Regions from separate parts of the Homo sapiens genome. Here region 2 is linked to region 1. Evidence: chromatin loops called from intact Hi-C (ENCODE). Cell type or tissue: ascending aorta. All regions are shown on one strand.

Region 1 (8,000 bases):
AAAGAAAGAAAAGAAAAGGGAAGAAATGAATTAGAAAATTCAAAATGATTTAAAAGTAATGTTATAAAGGATAGCAAATGAAAAAATGAATGAAGAACAGCTAAGCTGCATTTATTAGAGAGGAAATTTGGATAATAGAGTATTAGGGAAACCGAGGAAGAACTTGGGTAGGAAGAGGAGAAAGTGAAGTGCTGTAGAGAGGTGCTGGAAGTGCAGCAAGTGCATTGGCAAAACTAGGGTGACCTGTGTATAATGACAGACAGAATAGGGTATTAGAAAGTAGTGTCACAAGATTCACAGGGCTGCATGCTGCAAGATGCCCATCACAAATGTGGCACTTCGCAGACTAACCATTTTGTGAGATTGCCTTCCTTCAAGATCGAATTAGATGCTCATTTTAACCCAATTTCACCTGGATAAAACTCTAAAAGGTCGGAATAGGCTAGTGCCTCAAATTCAGTATTTTAACGTAATAAACGTCTTTTTCTCTCTCATGGCAATCCAGTAAAGGCCTGCAGAAGGATTCTGCTCCATGTGGTCATTCGGGAGCCCAGGCTCCTTTTGTCTTGTGTCTCTGCTCTTCTCTCCATTTTTCAAATTCTGTCCACTTAGCTAGTGGGTAGGAAAGGAGAACCAGGACTGCATGAAGGACATTTTTAACATTTCAGGCATAGATGTGGCACATGCCATGTAGGTTCATATTCCATTGGCTGAAATTCAGACACATGGTCTCAACTAATTGCAAGATGTGCTCCAGCCATGTGCCCAGAAGAAAAGCAGAACACTGGTATTTGTAAACACCAATAATCTCTACAACAGATGTCCTTGTCCTGTGTGTTGATGCTTTGCGAACCAGACTCCTTTGTTGAACACTGAGCCTAACTCCAATTTATTTTCTAAGTGAATTTAATTGTTTTTATTACAGTAAATGCTCATGGAAAGAATTTAAACTGGAGTCAAACATGAATATTTTCTAACATTATTGAATGGAAATAAAGCATCATACAAAGATATAAACAAAGTTTTCAAATTTCAATATGTTAGGGGAGGACAAAAGAATCTTACAAATCATTTAATTCAGTCTTCTAATTTTGCAGTTAACTAAACTGGACCAACAGCCCACATCTACGTAGATAATTAGTAAGAGAGCCAGGGTTTAAACCTAACTGGTGTCATGTCAGGCTTTAAACTACAAACAAGAATTTAACACATCAAGACAAAAAGTCTTCATGTTATACTTTTAAAAGGCACAGAACAATTAAACAGTTTAGAAATCTAATATGTCTTTAAATTACACGGATGCATTAAGGAACCTCATTTTTAAAAATTATTATTATTATTTTTGGAGGCAGAGTCTCGCTCTGTCACCCAGGCTGGAGTGCAGTGGCACTATCTTGGCTCACTGAAACCTCCACCTCCTGGGTTCAAGCGATTCTCCTGCTTCAGCCTCCTGAGTAGCTGGGATTATAGGTGCCTGCCACCATACCCAACTAATTTTTGTATATTTAGTAGAGACAGGGTTTCACCATGTTGGCCAGGCTGGTCTCAAACTCCTGATCTCAAGTGATCCACCTGCCTCGGCCTCCCAAAGTGCTGGGATTACAGGTGTGAGCCACCATGCCCAGCCAATCTCTTTTTTTTTTTTTGAGACAGAGTTTCACTCTTGTTGCCCAGGCTGGAGTGCAATGACGTGATCTCGGCTCACTGCCACCGCTGCCTCCTGGGTTCAAGTGATTCTCCTGCCTCAGCCTGCCTAGTAGCTGGGATTACAGGCATGCACCACCACACACACCCAGCTAATTTTGTATTTTTAGTAGAGACGGGGTTTCACCATGTTGGTCAAGCTGGTCTCGAACTCCCGACCTCAGGTGATCCACCCGCCTCGGCCTCCCAAAATGCTGGGATTACAGGTGTGAGCCACCATGCCCAGCTGCCAATCTCATTTATTTTTAACAGACATTTGCATTTTTAGTTGATGAGATGATAACAAGCGTCTACCAGAGAAGTGCCTGCTGTCCATGGGTTAATGAATTGGATTATTACAGCAGTGGAGGTGGGTCTCTTTCTTTAGGAAATAGTTGATCAATTTTCTTTGGCTTTCATAATCTTAAATTTAGATCAAGTCAGAGAAATGACAATATATAGCCTTTTGCTTTTAGGATAACAGTATTTTTCAATACACATAGACTTGTTTTGCAATAAATATTCTTTTTTTCTGATCTAAGTGCCACCATTTATCTCCTGTTCTTCTTTATATTTTGTATACACAAAGCCTAAATTGGGTTTGATAGTAGGAATTAAGGAGTTCCATATGAATGGATTTTCCAGACAAAGGAAGCTTACCTACATTATTGAAATTTAACAATTTTAGAAGGAAATCTTTCTAGGCTGTATCACCTACTTATCCATCACCTTTAAAAGAGTCTTGATATCTTCCCTTTAATAGAGAGCTGAGAACAGAGATTTGAAGCCAGACCGCTTTTGTTTAAGACCTGGTTCTGACTCTTACCAGCTGTGTGACCTCAGGCACGTTACTGTCTTGGTTTCCTCATTTGTAAAATAAGAATATTAGTATATTCTTCTTAAAGTAGTTGTGAAGATTGAAAGATAATATATATAAGGCACTTAAGACAGTGTCTGGTATATAATAATTACTAAGTATATATTAGCTCAAGGAGTCACAGTCTACAATGTGAGAGGGGGGTTGGCAGAAGTAAGATATTAATTAATGGAATATACAAGTGCATTTACCAACTTGTGATAAGTGATAGAAAAGGAAAGTACTAAGTGCTATTAGAGTGTTAACAGGGGAACCAGATTTAGCCTGGCATTGTGTTATAGAATTCTTTACATTTTAGTTTTTCCTACTGATGTGTGAATTTTTTGAAAGCAAGAAGCATGTCTTAATCTTCCTTATGTAACTGTCAGTAAGCACAGTCTCTGGCGCATAGCAGGGGCTCGAGACTACTTTGGAAGGAGAGATTAAAGGAAAGAAAGAAAAAATTCTACAGGCATCACCCGGAGAATATAAAGATATTCCAGGCAAGTATTCTGCAGGGGGTAGAGAATTATGCTCCTTGGTGACCCTGCCACCTGCAGAGGTGCAGTACCTCCCGCACAGGGGTCAGCATCCCAGTGATTCCTGGCATCTGCAGCTTAATGAGGATGTATCCATTTATGCATTAAGGTTCATTTCCCTTGTTCAAAGCAGTCCCTCAGGTCTTCCCGGAGGACTGGTTTGCTTATTTTATACAGGATTCTTAGAATACTGCTGACATGTTTGATAATCAGAGAGTCTTGGGAAGGGGGTTGCTTATCTTGGGGAAAGTCAGCGAGCTATGTTTGAAGGCAGGTTTTCTTCCTCTCTTGAGAGAGTTGAGCAGTTTGAAAATAGGCTGCCTTCAGCCTTGCTTGGAATCTGGAGTGAAAGAGAAATACAGGGATGCAGCACTGAAGGAGCCCTGCTGTTCTCCTGGCCTGAGGGCTGAATTGATTCCACAGGTAACCTAGCATGAGCCTTCCACTTCATATGGGAGAAAAGGGAGGAGCAGATGGCCAGGTGCCTTGCCCCAGGTCACACAGTGGCAAAGCCTGAAGCCCTCAGACTTGCACGCTCCCAGCTGACACCCTATACAACACATGGGGAATGGGAAATTGGAATCGACTTTAAAAAAAAAAATCTATGAATCAAAAGCCGGGTTTGTTGGGGCATACCTGTAGTCCTAGCTACTCAGGAGGCTGAGCTGGAGGATCACTTGAGCCCAGGAGTTCAAAGCTAGCCTGGGCAATATAATGAGACCCTATCTCTAAAATAATAATAATAATAATAAAATCTATGAATAAGTTAGGAAAGACAAGGAAGAGACTGACTTGTGCGAACCTCCAATTTTAAATTGTGTTAGCTTAGAAGAAAGACTATTTTTTAAAAATGTAATCAAAATAGTTGATGAGAACAACAGTAATACCAGAAAACACTTATATGTTATTTGTTATTTGCTTGGCATCATTCTGAGAGTTTTATATGTATAAATTCATTTAACTTCCATAACACTTCCTGGCCTAGATTTTATTAATTTTACACGTGAGGAAAACTGAGACATGGGAGCTTAAGCAACTTGCCCAAGGTCACACATTTAGTCGGTTGGAGAGTTAGAATGAAGATTTAGTTAAATATTTGCAGGAGCTGCGGAGTGTGCTGGCTAGCTGTCTTGCTGCTGCCACGGCTCTGCCCTCTGGCGGCTCACCCTGGCCCATGGATGAGGATGTCTGGCTAAGCCCAGGGCTTAATGGCCCTCTCCTGCTTTACAGAAGAACCCTGGAGTCGGGGCTCCTTGACATAAAACTGGTTTGTGTCCATAGGTTTATGACATTACTTTTTTATGTTGTCAGTGGGGCAGTGTCCTGGTAATTGCTGTCATTGTTCTATATTTGTCCCTGTATAGTCACTGGCTGAGAGCTTTCTTAAACTGAAACTCTAGAGCACTGAAGGATTTTAGATTTTTCTAGATACAAAATAGAATTTCAGGGGCATAGTGAATTTTGGGATCTGTCTTCAGCTTTCTTTATATCAGTGGAAATCCACCCCAGATATTAGAAATAAGGACCAGAAAAAAATTAATTAACTGTGATGGAGGAATCTAGTCATTGGACCAATTTGCTTTAAGAAACAAAAGAATTATGAAAAACTCAGAAATTTTTTTTTTTTTTTTTTTAGACAGGGTCTTTGTCACCTGGGCTGGAATGCAGTGGTGCAATCATGGCTGACTGAAGCCTCTACCTCCCCTGGCTCAGAGGATCCTCTCACCTCAGCCTCCTGAGTAGCTGGGACCACAGGCACGCACTACCACACCCAGCTAATTTTTAAGAAATATTTTTGCTGGGCATGGTGGCTCATGCCTGCAATCCCAGCACTTTGGGAGGCCGAGGTGGGCGGATCACCTGAGGTCGGGAGTTTGAGACCAGCCTGACCAACATGGAGAAACCTCATCTCTGCTAAAAATACAAAATCAGCCAGGCATGGTGGCACATGCTGAGGCTGGAGGCTGAGGCAGGAGAACCACTTGAACCTGGGAGGTGGAGGTTGCAGTGAGCCAAGATCGCGCCATTGCACTCCAGCCTGGGCAATAAGAGCGAAACTCTGTCTCAAAACAAAAAACAAACAACAACAACAAAAAAAAGCCAACATATTTTCGTAGAGATTACAGGCATGATCCACCACAACTGACTCAGAATTGTTTACAAGCCCTCAAGTTTGGAAAATCATCTGCAGATGTTAAGATATGTCCAGATAAGAAAACATCCAAATTGAACTGAGAGCACAAGGAACTACCCTGGACAGAATAAAAGTGAAAACTAGGTGAAAAAAAAATTAAAGAAAGGCAAGGGCATTACTGAATACTTACTATGTGCTAATCTTTGCCAAGGTACACTTCTCTGTCCCTTTAATGTGGTCCCATTCTCACTCGTTTCCCATTCTCAGATCTCACCTCAAAGCTTTGCTAAGAGAAGCAGTTAGGATCAACAAGAGAGTCTTGTTTCATTTCAGGAGCTCCACTAAGAAGGCTCCTGGAGTCGAACTTGTCCCAGGCTCAGAGGAAAGGGACGGTCAGACTCTATCCTTAACTAGGACCCAGGGGAGAAGACAGAAAAGAAAAAGAAAGTATGGAGGAAACAGAGAAGGTAAATTCTGTGTGGACTCAAAGGCAGCCTGTTGAGAACAGCAGCTGAACTGTTTTTAGCATCCTCTGGATTCCAAATGTGTCTGTGACCCAGCTACAAGAAAACTGGGCTCTTCCTGGTAATGGTTGATATCTGTATGCCCTTCCAGATCTCCGCTGCATAAAGGCAAAACTCCATCTAGTCCAACTGTCAGGATAGCCCTCTGTGCTAATTACACAAATAAGCAGGCTGAGATCTAGATAGCTTACCAAAACTCAAACAGCTAGTATAAGGCAGAATGAGGCCTAAAACCCAGGTCTGGTGTTTTGAAACCAAAACACTTTTCATTACTTCAGGTGCTGGTTAAATATCCAGCCCAGCACACAAATGCCCTCGTGAGTTAGGATACTTGTGTGTGTGTCTGAGTTCTCCATCCCTTTTCTGCCCCTCAGTTCCTCCTCCCAGGGGCACAGAGCCCTGATGTTGCCCTGGAGAAGGCCTTGCAACATCTGGAAGTCCAGGGAGAGTGAAGTGACTGCTGTGCCAGGTTGAGTCAGTGGAGGAACGCAGGCGTGTCAGCGGGTTCCCAGGGGCGCTTTTCATCACCGAGGCACTCAGTAACAGGCTATCAATACCATTCCGAAATAGAAAGCATCAAACGGCCCAGGCTGTGGCTTTGAGTCGCCACCGAGGTGGCCAGCACAGGAAGCATTAGCACGTCTTGCTTTTCTAGGAATAAAAGAACCGCAACTGTGTCCTTGAGTGTGTTAAACAATGTTAACTAGAGGGAAGGGTCAGGAGAGAGGTATGTGTGGTGGTTTATGGGCAGGAGATGAGAGAAACCACATGGCTCATTTGCCCGGCACTAATGGATCTGAAGCCAGGAGCCGGAGGCCAAGGGCACTGCTGTCTTGAAATGAGAAGAACTGAGAACAAGGGAAGTCCATTAGTGTCATGTTTGTGTTTCTCCTCCTCTGAAGCTGGATTCCAAGCTCACAGGGAGAAACGACCAACAGTTTTCATCCTCAAGAGCTTTTTCCCGTTAGTGTCAAATTATGCCAGTATGGAAAAGGCAAAAAAACAGCAGTATAAATGGAGGCATTTGGAAGCGTACTAGGAAGCCTCTCTCCTCTGCCCAGGGCAAAGCTCAGATGCCTTAGGAAGATGATTAAGTTGATATTTGGGGCAGGGGTTGCTCCTTCGCCCTTGACACGTGGATTTTCAGCAAGAGATCACCTTACTTACACAGGGTCTGAATCAAGTCCTGCTAACTAAAAAGTCAACCAAAGGCATCCAATTCACAATGTGACCTATTAATCAAGATCATCATGTACCTTAGCTCTGAGCCATCACTAATTTCACCAAAACAAAATTGTTTTGATCTATAGAAATAAAAAATAACATCTTTAAAATAATAACATCTAATATGTACAAGCACTTACTTTGGGCCAGGCATTAAGTGCTTTACAAGTTCTAACCCATTTAACTCTTACAGTGATGCAAAGAGGTAGAAAATTGTTGTATCCCCACTTTCAAACAAGAACACAGAGACACAGTGGAGTATTTCATCATCTATTGCCACTTAACAAACTACTGCAATACTTCGTGACCTAAAACAACAATTTATTGCCATTATCTCATGTTTCTGGGGGAGCAGGAATTTGACGGGCAGTGCTACTCTGCTCCATGGGGTCTAGGACTACAGCTGGGATGATTTGAATAGTGAGGGGCTGGCCAGGCATCTCTGTCTGCATGGTGACTTCACAGGGCTAGCTTGAGTTTTTTCCTAGCATAGTGGCCTCGGGGTAGTTGGACTTCCAACATGGTGCCCCAGGGCAAGTTGTCCAAGAGGTCTGAGTGGAAGCTATAAGGCTTCTTATCAAATAGCCTAGGAACCCACAGGAGGTGACTTCTGCCACAGGCCAGTCATTAAGACTAGCCAACATTCAGGGGAAAGGGAATTAGATTCTACCTCTAAATATGAAGAAAATCAACAAATTTAGAAGTATTTTCAGTCTGCTACAGTAAGTAATCAAGTCATATAACTAGTAAGCTGAAAAATAGCATTTTAACCTAGACACTCTTTTGTAATTTTTAGAATTTATGTATTTATTTTAATTTTTGATTTTGTAAGTACATAGTAGCTGTATATACTTATGACGTACATGTGATGTTTTGATACAGGCATGCAATGCATAATAATCACATCATGGAGAATGAATGGGTTATCCATTCCCTCAAGCACTTATCCTTTGTATTATGAACAATCCAATTATACTGTTTTAGTTATTTTTAAATGTACAATTAAGTTATTATTGACTACAGTCACCCCATTGTGCTAT
Region 2 (8,000 bases), 550 kb before region 1:
AGGCAATGCCTATTCCCAAGGGAGAATCAAATGTGAGTTTTAGCACCCTAGCAACCATACAAGGCAGAAGGCTCAGAGTGTGTGTGTCCCTGACCCATGGATAGATCGTTTTTGTGGGTTCTAAGCCTTATACAATTTTGGGGGTCCTCTTTAGAAAAATCATACAAAATTAGGAATATCACATTAGCTACAGGGCATTGGAATGGGATGTTGCCAGTGAAAGATCCTGAACCTTAGGGCTCTTTAACTGCTGGGCCATGCAGTTATCTTGTCCAGCCTGCCACCACTGGACTCTCCCCTGCAGTAAAACCCCATGTCACGTGTGCTGGCTCTGGGTCTCTTCTTGGCCTCTTGAACATGGTGCCATCTCTAATGAGACTGACAGGGGTTCAGCACGACAGGGCCTGAGCTCCTCCCGCTTAGGACTGTCCATTGCCTGGAGACAGATACCGAGGTGGAGCTATTGAAAGAAACACTTGCGCTGCCCTGTGAAAGGGAACAAACTCCTCTGCCACGGGTCAGCTCTCCACACCTACCTGACCAAGTCTCAGTAACCAGTTTGGGTCATCTCACTAGTTCAGACTCTGCCTCCTCCTCCTTTTCCACCCATGGGAAGGTTATGCAACCCTCCTTCCAGACCTCCTTGGGCTGCACAAAGGTGCCAACTATACTAGTCTTTACTGAAAGACAGCAAAATAAAGTGACCTCAATTGAGAGCATTTATCTAAACATAGTTTGTTTGCATATTTTCAGTCCTTGTAAAAATAATACACAATTTTCTCCTTATCTGATGGCAATATCACTTACCTAAATCTTAACAATAAAATGAGGCAAGGCCTAAAAAAATAGAAAGTTAAGTTTAGTTGATGTAGCTTGTTTTCACATGTGCTACAGTTTGGAATTTATAAGCAAACCAGATATAAATTTTCTTCTTTTTGAACAAAACAGTAAGAACAACTTCTTACATATAGAAATGTCTTCATAAAATCCATTTATCACAAAAAACAGTGTTCTGCAAATTTGATTTAAAAGCTTTTTTTGGAGATGGGCTCTTGCTACGTTGCGGAGGCTGGACTCGAATTCTTAGGCTCAAGGGAATCCTTGGCTTCAGCCTACCAATGAGCTGGGACTATAGGCACATGCCACTGTGCTTGGTCTTCTGCAAATTCTTATTTGTAAAACGGAATGTGCTGGGAAAATAACAGCCACCATTATTTGCATCCTGTGAACCACACATAGTCTAAACATTTCATATAGACTATTTCACTTAATCACCTCAATAACCCTATGCAGTATTATCCCTATTTTATTGATGCAGAAATTGAGGCTTTAAGAGGTAAGCGACTTGTCCAAGGTTACAAAGGTATTTTGTATAGATTTGAGGCTGGGCAGGTTGAGCCTTATTGTTAGTCCCTGTGCCATGCTGCCTCAGCAGCCAAAAATCACTTTTGATACTATAAAGAACTAGTGAGTTTCACAAGATAGTTATTTTTTAAAAGCAGATCATTGCACATATTTAGATTTTTTCCCAAATTCCTATTTGATTAAAAAAAAACAGGCTGAGGAATGGGGCTAGTTTTTTCCAAGGCTTTAAAGGTTTTTAGAAATCATCATAATAGTTAAATGCAAACAATGTAATAGCTACCATTTATTGAACATGTATTATGTGATGGGCCACTGGCTAAGTTCACTATGTGCAGTGTTTCCTTTAATATAGCTATCTTGTGAGGCAAATGATATGATGCCCATTTAACAGATGAGGAAACTGAGACTCAGAAAGGTTAACCGTAACCATGTTCAAAGTGTCTCAATAGATAAGGAAAGTTTGAACTCTAGTCTATCTGCCCACACTAAGCCACTTCCCTACTATAAAATGTATACATATAAAAAGTATGCTTTAGCTAAGAGCCTGTTAGTTATTTCAAATATATATCTAGATCTTTGAATGGCCAGTGCAAATCACCATATGCTTTTAGGCCAAGAGAATATAGATGAACAGTCCCAGGGGAGTTGAGTTCTGCTATCTGAGCTTCTGTCTCTAATATCACCTCATATGATGGGTCTGGGGGAGGAAAGGAGGGAGCTGTATCTTGCCATCTTTGTAAGCAGCCAGTAAAAATGAGGACATAAATCAGGTCCACATCTGGATATATAATGTTCAGTCTTGCCAAGAGACTAGTACATGATGGAACTACCCAAAATGCATTTAATACATTCTTAGGCCACTGCACCCAGAGAGACTCCAACTTTAGCTGACCCAAGCATCTTCCCAGCATGTGTCACTTGCTCATTTGAGACGCTGGCTTCACCATGGGTTGGGGGGTCTATACTCAGCGAGTGACCTAATTGTTACAGGACCCAACATCACAGTGGTCCAACCACACATGAAAAAGGAGGGCACGTTGGCAGGGAGGCTGAGTTCACAGTGCTGGCGCCAGAGAAGGCAGAGAAATATGCTGACTCCAAATGTCACATGAGCATGAAAGAAAACCTACATAAGTGAGGGTGGGTCTTTGGAGGGAGGTAGGATACATTCTGCAAGGCTTGAATTTGCAGAGTTCATAAACTCTGCATGGAGCCCTGATCAAAATGCTTCCATGAAGCACAGCAAATACGTTCTCAGATCAAGAGAAACTATGTTAGGGTCATGAGCATGAGAAATGGCATGAGCACAGTTTCCAAATACTAGCTTTCTGCTGGAGTTATACAGGTGCACGTTGGTATGCAGGTAGAGGAAACCCACCCAGATACACAGGTCAAAAGTTTCCCTGTGGGCTTAGATAACAGGGTGTCTAAGCTTCGCTTTGGAATCTCTGAGGCCCAGGAAAGAATTCCAATTTTCCCAAACATTTCCCATTTTTCCAATGTCCAATTCTCCCAGACAAGGCACGCACACACACACTCACACTCACACTCACTCTCACTCTCTCTCTCTCCTGAGATCCCATTAGAGAGAAAGAACGTCACAGGAAGCTAGGTTTGGCTCAGAGGGAGCAGCATCTTTCCAACAACTCCAACTTAGCTGAAAATCTGAATGGGATGATATGGGAGGGAAGGAGGGGAGATGGAGGTAGGAAGCTCCTCACCAGATGAAGGACCACTTTTAGAGTGTTAAAAGAAGGGAAGTGTCTCACACTGGGTCTGAGGTTAAGATGCGAAAGTGAAGGTTTCCACCACCTCAAGATGTAACAGATGGGAAATTCCAAAGCAAGGGATCTGATCATTATGCAGAAATTTCTAAGAAGATGGCTCTAAGACCCAGAAGGAGGACACAAACAGGTCAGGACGGTGGAAAGCAATGGAGGATTCTGTGAGTAAGATTCTTTGGTAATGCTCTGATTCCTACGGTTTCCAAGGTGGGTGGAATGGAGAGGGCTCAGCCTTTCTTCTCCAGCCCAGAGAAAAGGGTTTCAAAAGCTGTATGTGGTGAGTTTGATATGCATCTCCCTCAGGAACCAAAATGTGAGAGGGAGCTGACGCTGGCTAAACCAGCAGGGTGGATGCCACATCAGAAAGTGAGTACTGTCCCCTTGCCCCATGGTGGAGGGGAGGGTGAAAGGAATATGAACCCTGGACACCCAGAGTGGCAGCCTGGGTGTCTTTGCAACAGGTTCTCCCCGAGAGGGCTTTGGCATGAGAGTGAGAGGACCCCAAAGAGAGTCCGACTGGAAACCAGAAGATGCTGAGGGATGGCAACAGCAGCAGGAGGAGAGAACCACCCAAATCCCGGGGGGCCCAGAGCAAGGCCCCTCAGAGGAGTCCTGGAGAAGGCCATGGAGGCAGCCAGGAGAGAAAAAAGTCCCCTTTCCCTGTCTGCCAGGCTCAGATAACTTAGCATCAGATGTGACAGTCACAGTCAGGTAACGACTTGCTGCACACTCCCCCTGACCCCACAACCTGGAGAGACCTGAGCAGTGGGCAGCTGGAGGCCACTGGAGGGGGAAGTGGCCCTTGGTGGCTGGATGGAGGGAAGTCCTCCCTTGGAATGAATACTGACTGTTTATAGACCAAAAAGGGCATTTCAAATTTCCAAAATGAACCTGTGTGCATGTGTGTGTGCGTGCTGAGAGAGAGTGAGTGAGAGACAGAGATACAGAGAGAGAGAGAGAGAGGCAGGCTGACTTCAAGTGGCCTTAGAACTTCTCATTACCAGAAAAGTAACCAGAAAAGTCATGGGCCTGATCAAGTTATTATCAGGAAATAGGGTACAACATACCTCCCTGAATAAACTTTAAATGAACAGTGGGAGACAAGAATGAAGCTGAGTCTTAACTATGACTGGTGAGTCACATTGTACAATATATTAGTTACATACAGTTAACCTTTGCTAAGTCCTGACTAAGTGCCAGGCACTGGGCCATGGACTTCACAGACACTACCTCATTCAGTCCCTCTAACAACTCCTTGAGGCGGATATTTGACAGATAAGAAAACTGTGGCTCAGAGAAGTTAGGCAACTTGCCCAGGGTCACGCAGGTAAGTAAGTAAAGTAGTAGGAACCTGTATTCAACCTCAAGCCTGACATCTATCTGTGAGCTCTTGTATTGTCCCGGATGAGTGGTTTTCAGCAAAACTTTTGCGACTGAAGCAGGAAAGGGACTTGGGTCCTATCCATCCTTCCTCCTCGCGAGTCCCTGAGCTAGAAAACCAAAAAGCAGAGTTTGAAAGCCACTGACGAGCATGATCTTATGGGTCCTGTACAACACTCTGATTTTATGATGCTATCATCTGTGGGCGGGAAGGTGGAGAGAGGTGGACCCACCACAGCAGACACAGGCGACAGGAAAAACTCAGAATTTGTATCCAGTGTTCCAGGAGAGGCAGCTGGAAGGAGCTGGTTCCAGCAGGTGGATCTGAGGTTCACAGAATTATAATCATGTGTATAAATATAGAGTTCAGAGAATGCATGTAAAGCACTTAGCACAGAGCCTGGCATTAGGTAAATGGCAACTATGATTGTGGAAAGTTTACATATGTGCCTAAAAACCTCAACATATAATTTAATGCAACATGCTCAGCCACTGATGTCACTGTGTCTGTTCCATAAGGAGCTATGCTTATCATGGACACTACACTTTACTAATTGAGCCAAGACAAGAAAGGAATGTGTAAGATTAAGCTAGCCAAGTCTAAAACAATTAGAGTAAGTCTGAAGCAACGGTTTTTAAGCAAGAGGGGCCCAGGGAAGGGGGTAGGCATGGAGTCCTGTGACATAATGATGGAAAACATAATCCTTTCTCCAACAAAAAAAGTGCATATGTACAATTTTGCAAATAATGACAGAAGTTCACAGATCTGTTGAAGTCTATTCATAGTCTCCAGATTAAGAACTACTCCTGTAGATCCTGGGGATTCAACATGAGGTCCTCAGGCCAAGAGCTGCCCACCAGATCCCAAAGTGGTGCTACCCATCCTTGTCCTCTCCACATGTTCCTTATTGGTAGTCTGGATCATGACACCAAACCTGAAGTAGGTAGTCAATGTAACTGTGCAGAATCTAATTTCCAACCTTTCAAGTTTAATAGACTCCAAATGAAGAATGTCTAAACTAGTGGATTCTGGTACCTAGAAAATTTATCTGCTTGGCATTCTCATTCTTTCCTTCCCTCCTTCTGGTACCAACACCTCTCCTTTTTATTATTTTTTCATTTTTAAAATTTATTACATAATGTGGGGAGTCTTCCAGTGAAAAGAGGAAACCTGCTAGACAAATTCTAAAAGAGCTGTAACACTACCCCTCCTTTTTCCATGGGGAACCCGTTCTGTGTAATTCTGGTGGGATTTACCCTCTCTCATGGGACACATGAACAGGCCTTAGCCAAAGTGATGCTGCTTATTGTCTACTGCATATTTCTGGCCATGCTGATTCAGGCAGGCAATCCAATCTGGGCTGGTCAAGGTCCCTCCTTGGTACTCACTACTGCTAGAAGTATGGCAAAAGAGGCACCCATAGCTGTGAGAATGACAGAAACCCAGTACTGATAGCTACCTCTGCCACCATGGTGAGGGAGAGCATGTCTGAGAATGAAGCTGAGAGAGCTAAGCAAAGTCAAGACAGAGTGAAAGATAATGGCCTGATGATATCTTTGGAACTCCTGAATACAGCTGTGCCTGAAGCCCTTACTAGCATGGCCATCCTAATCATATAAGTCAAGAGACTAGTTTAAATTATATTTCTGTTGCTTGCAACCAAAATACTCCTAATAAACTTGATCCAAAGCAAAACAAAGTCCCAAAGGAAATTCTCCTTCACGGGTAGTTCTTGTGGAATTCTGGGCTCCTCTCTGACAACGATCCTGAATGAATTAAAACTTTTTCTTCCTACGACATTGTTGCAAAAAAGTCTAGGCTTAACATTATTCCCTATCATTCTCGGCACCAATGGTTCATCTTACCAGTGCTGCCAGTCAGCAAATATCTCATTCTCCCCACCCTTGATCCTGCACTCCTGCTCACCTTCCCTATACTATTGGATATTTCCTCTTGTAATAAATATTAAGGTTACTCATTAGAAGAGGAGGGACCCAGAAATGGACAATGGTGGCCTAGTTTATAGTTCGCTACCATCAAATACTTGGAGTCAAGTCTCATGAGCCTCTCAAACTGCCCCCAAAAGGCACTGAATGTTCCAGTATAAGAAATGAACCTAGAACCATGGGGCTCAAAAGAGAAGGAGAGAGACATGGAGCAAGGGAAGAGGATCATGCAGGGTCAATGTAAATTCTGTGTATCAAAAACCACAACACAGACTGAGTCATAGTGTAGAATGACTTGAGAGTTGAGAGAAATAACATTCACAGAGCACTATCAGGAAGTTATTTTTCTTTTAGAACAGGGATGGTAAGTAGATTTCAACTCGCGTGCCCAATCTGGTCCACAACTAAAATGCCAAGGCTCAGCATCAAGACGGTCATGACAATCTGAAGTCCATTACAAGGTGGGGAGGGGAGGAGGGTTGTGAATATATTTATTTGTTATTTCAGCTGAAACAATTACATTTCATCCTTGGACTAAGCAAGACCAACAGAGAAATGCACACCTGAACCTAGAAGGGTTTCTCTTGGACTGCACTCAGCTGTCACATCATTCACCTGCACCGAGGCAGTCGTCATTGTTTTACCTACAGAGATGTTGTCGGCCACTCTGTGTGGCATTATCTTTATGAGTACTCTGAAGACATTTCTCTGAGTCTTGAATCATGATCAACCCTGCTTCTTCTAAGTAACTGGTGTGCTTTTATCTTCCAGCCACCGTAAGTCATCAACGGAGCATGTTTTCCTTCTGGTACTGATTGCTCAGAAGCTCAGAGGTAAGTCTGTGGGAACTGCCAGCAAATGAATAGCCTCTCTCCCATGAACTGGGGACTTATTTTATCTCTGACTTCACCCCACTTTTCCTTCCCCACAGATTTCCTCCCTTACTTATTTTTCTTAATTGCATTATTTTACACCTATGTTTAAAGGCCATCTCAAAAATCTTTGAAGACAGCTACATACATCAGATCAACAGTAATTAACATAAGAGGAAACAAACCAGATGGTGAGTGGAGGAAAGTTTTACAAATGCTGCCATGCAGTGGCAGCCACAGGGTGATGGCCTTGAACCAGGAATAGCCCTGGGCCAACCCATCAAGTCAGCAAATATCTCATTCTCCCCACCCTGGATCCTGTGTTCCTGCTCACCTTCCCTACGCTCCATTCTCCATGGGCAGCCATTCCCCCTGGGCCATTTCTGAGCATCCACACCTACTCTCTCTTTAGTACTACTGGTTGCTCTCCCTCCCTCAACTCTTCCCACCAAATCAAAATGCCTTCCTCCTCTCTCTAGAACCTTGGGCTTGACTGTATGTTGTCAACAGTTGATAATAGCATAGTGTCTTTTCTCTTTCAAGGACAGGTACATTTTAACCAGGCATTTTGAAGAGGAAAAAAAAGCCCATAGAAGTAATTCACTAATGGTGGAATATACTACAAAAGTAGTACAAAAGCAATTGAAAAGGA

The links. Hi-C counts contacts between places; a loop is a spot of excess contacts. Peaks named below come from ENCODE experiments on the same cell type or tissue, not always from the same donor. Only the 100,000 strongest peaks of a DNase experiment are listed, where the experiment ranks them.
Region 2: a loop joins it to region 1, with 2.8 times the contacts of the local background. A loop is called at or near these places in 4 of 110 quality-filtered maps.

What each region holds. Positions count from the first base shown.
Region 1 is chr1:68,317,049-68,325,048 of GRCh38, forward strand. No RefSeq gene overlaps it. Among named protein-coding and RNA genes, the nearest start is that of WLS, 89 kb to the left of the region's middle. In ascending aorta, a CTCF peak has its summit at 4,230 (motif pointing left); DNase peaks (open chromatin) are centred at 4,243 and 6,233; H3K27ac peaks cover 1,595 bases.
Region 2 is chr1:67,766,920-67,774,919 of GRCh38, forward strand. All of the region lies in intron 2 of GNG12 (G protein subunit gamma 12), which reads right to left. LOC105378781 (a long non-coding RNA gene) reads left to right here. Exons shown (of 4, transcript XR_007066163.1): 2 at 7,248-7,309. It also overlaps the pseudogene RNU7-80P. Among named protein-coding and RNA genes, the nearest start is that of GNG12-AS1, 61 kb to the right of the region's middle. In ascending aorta, no CTCF peak of the experiment used is centred here; a DNase peak (open chromatin) is centred at 4,382; H3K4me3 peaks cover 23 bases; H3K27ac peaks cover 5,425 bases.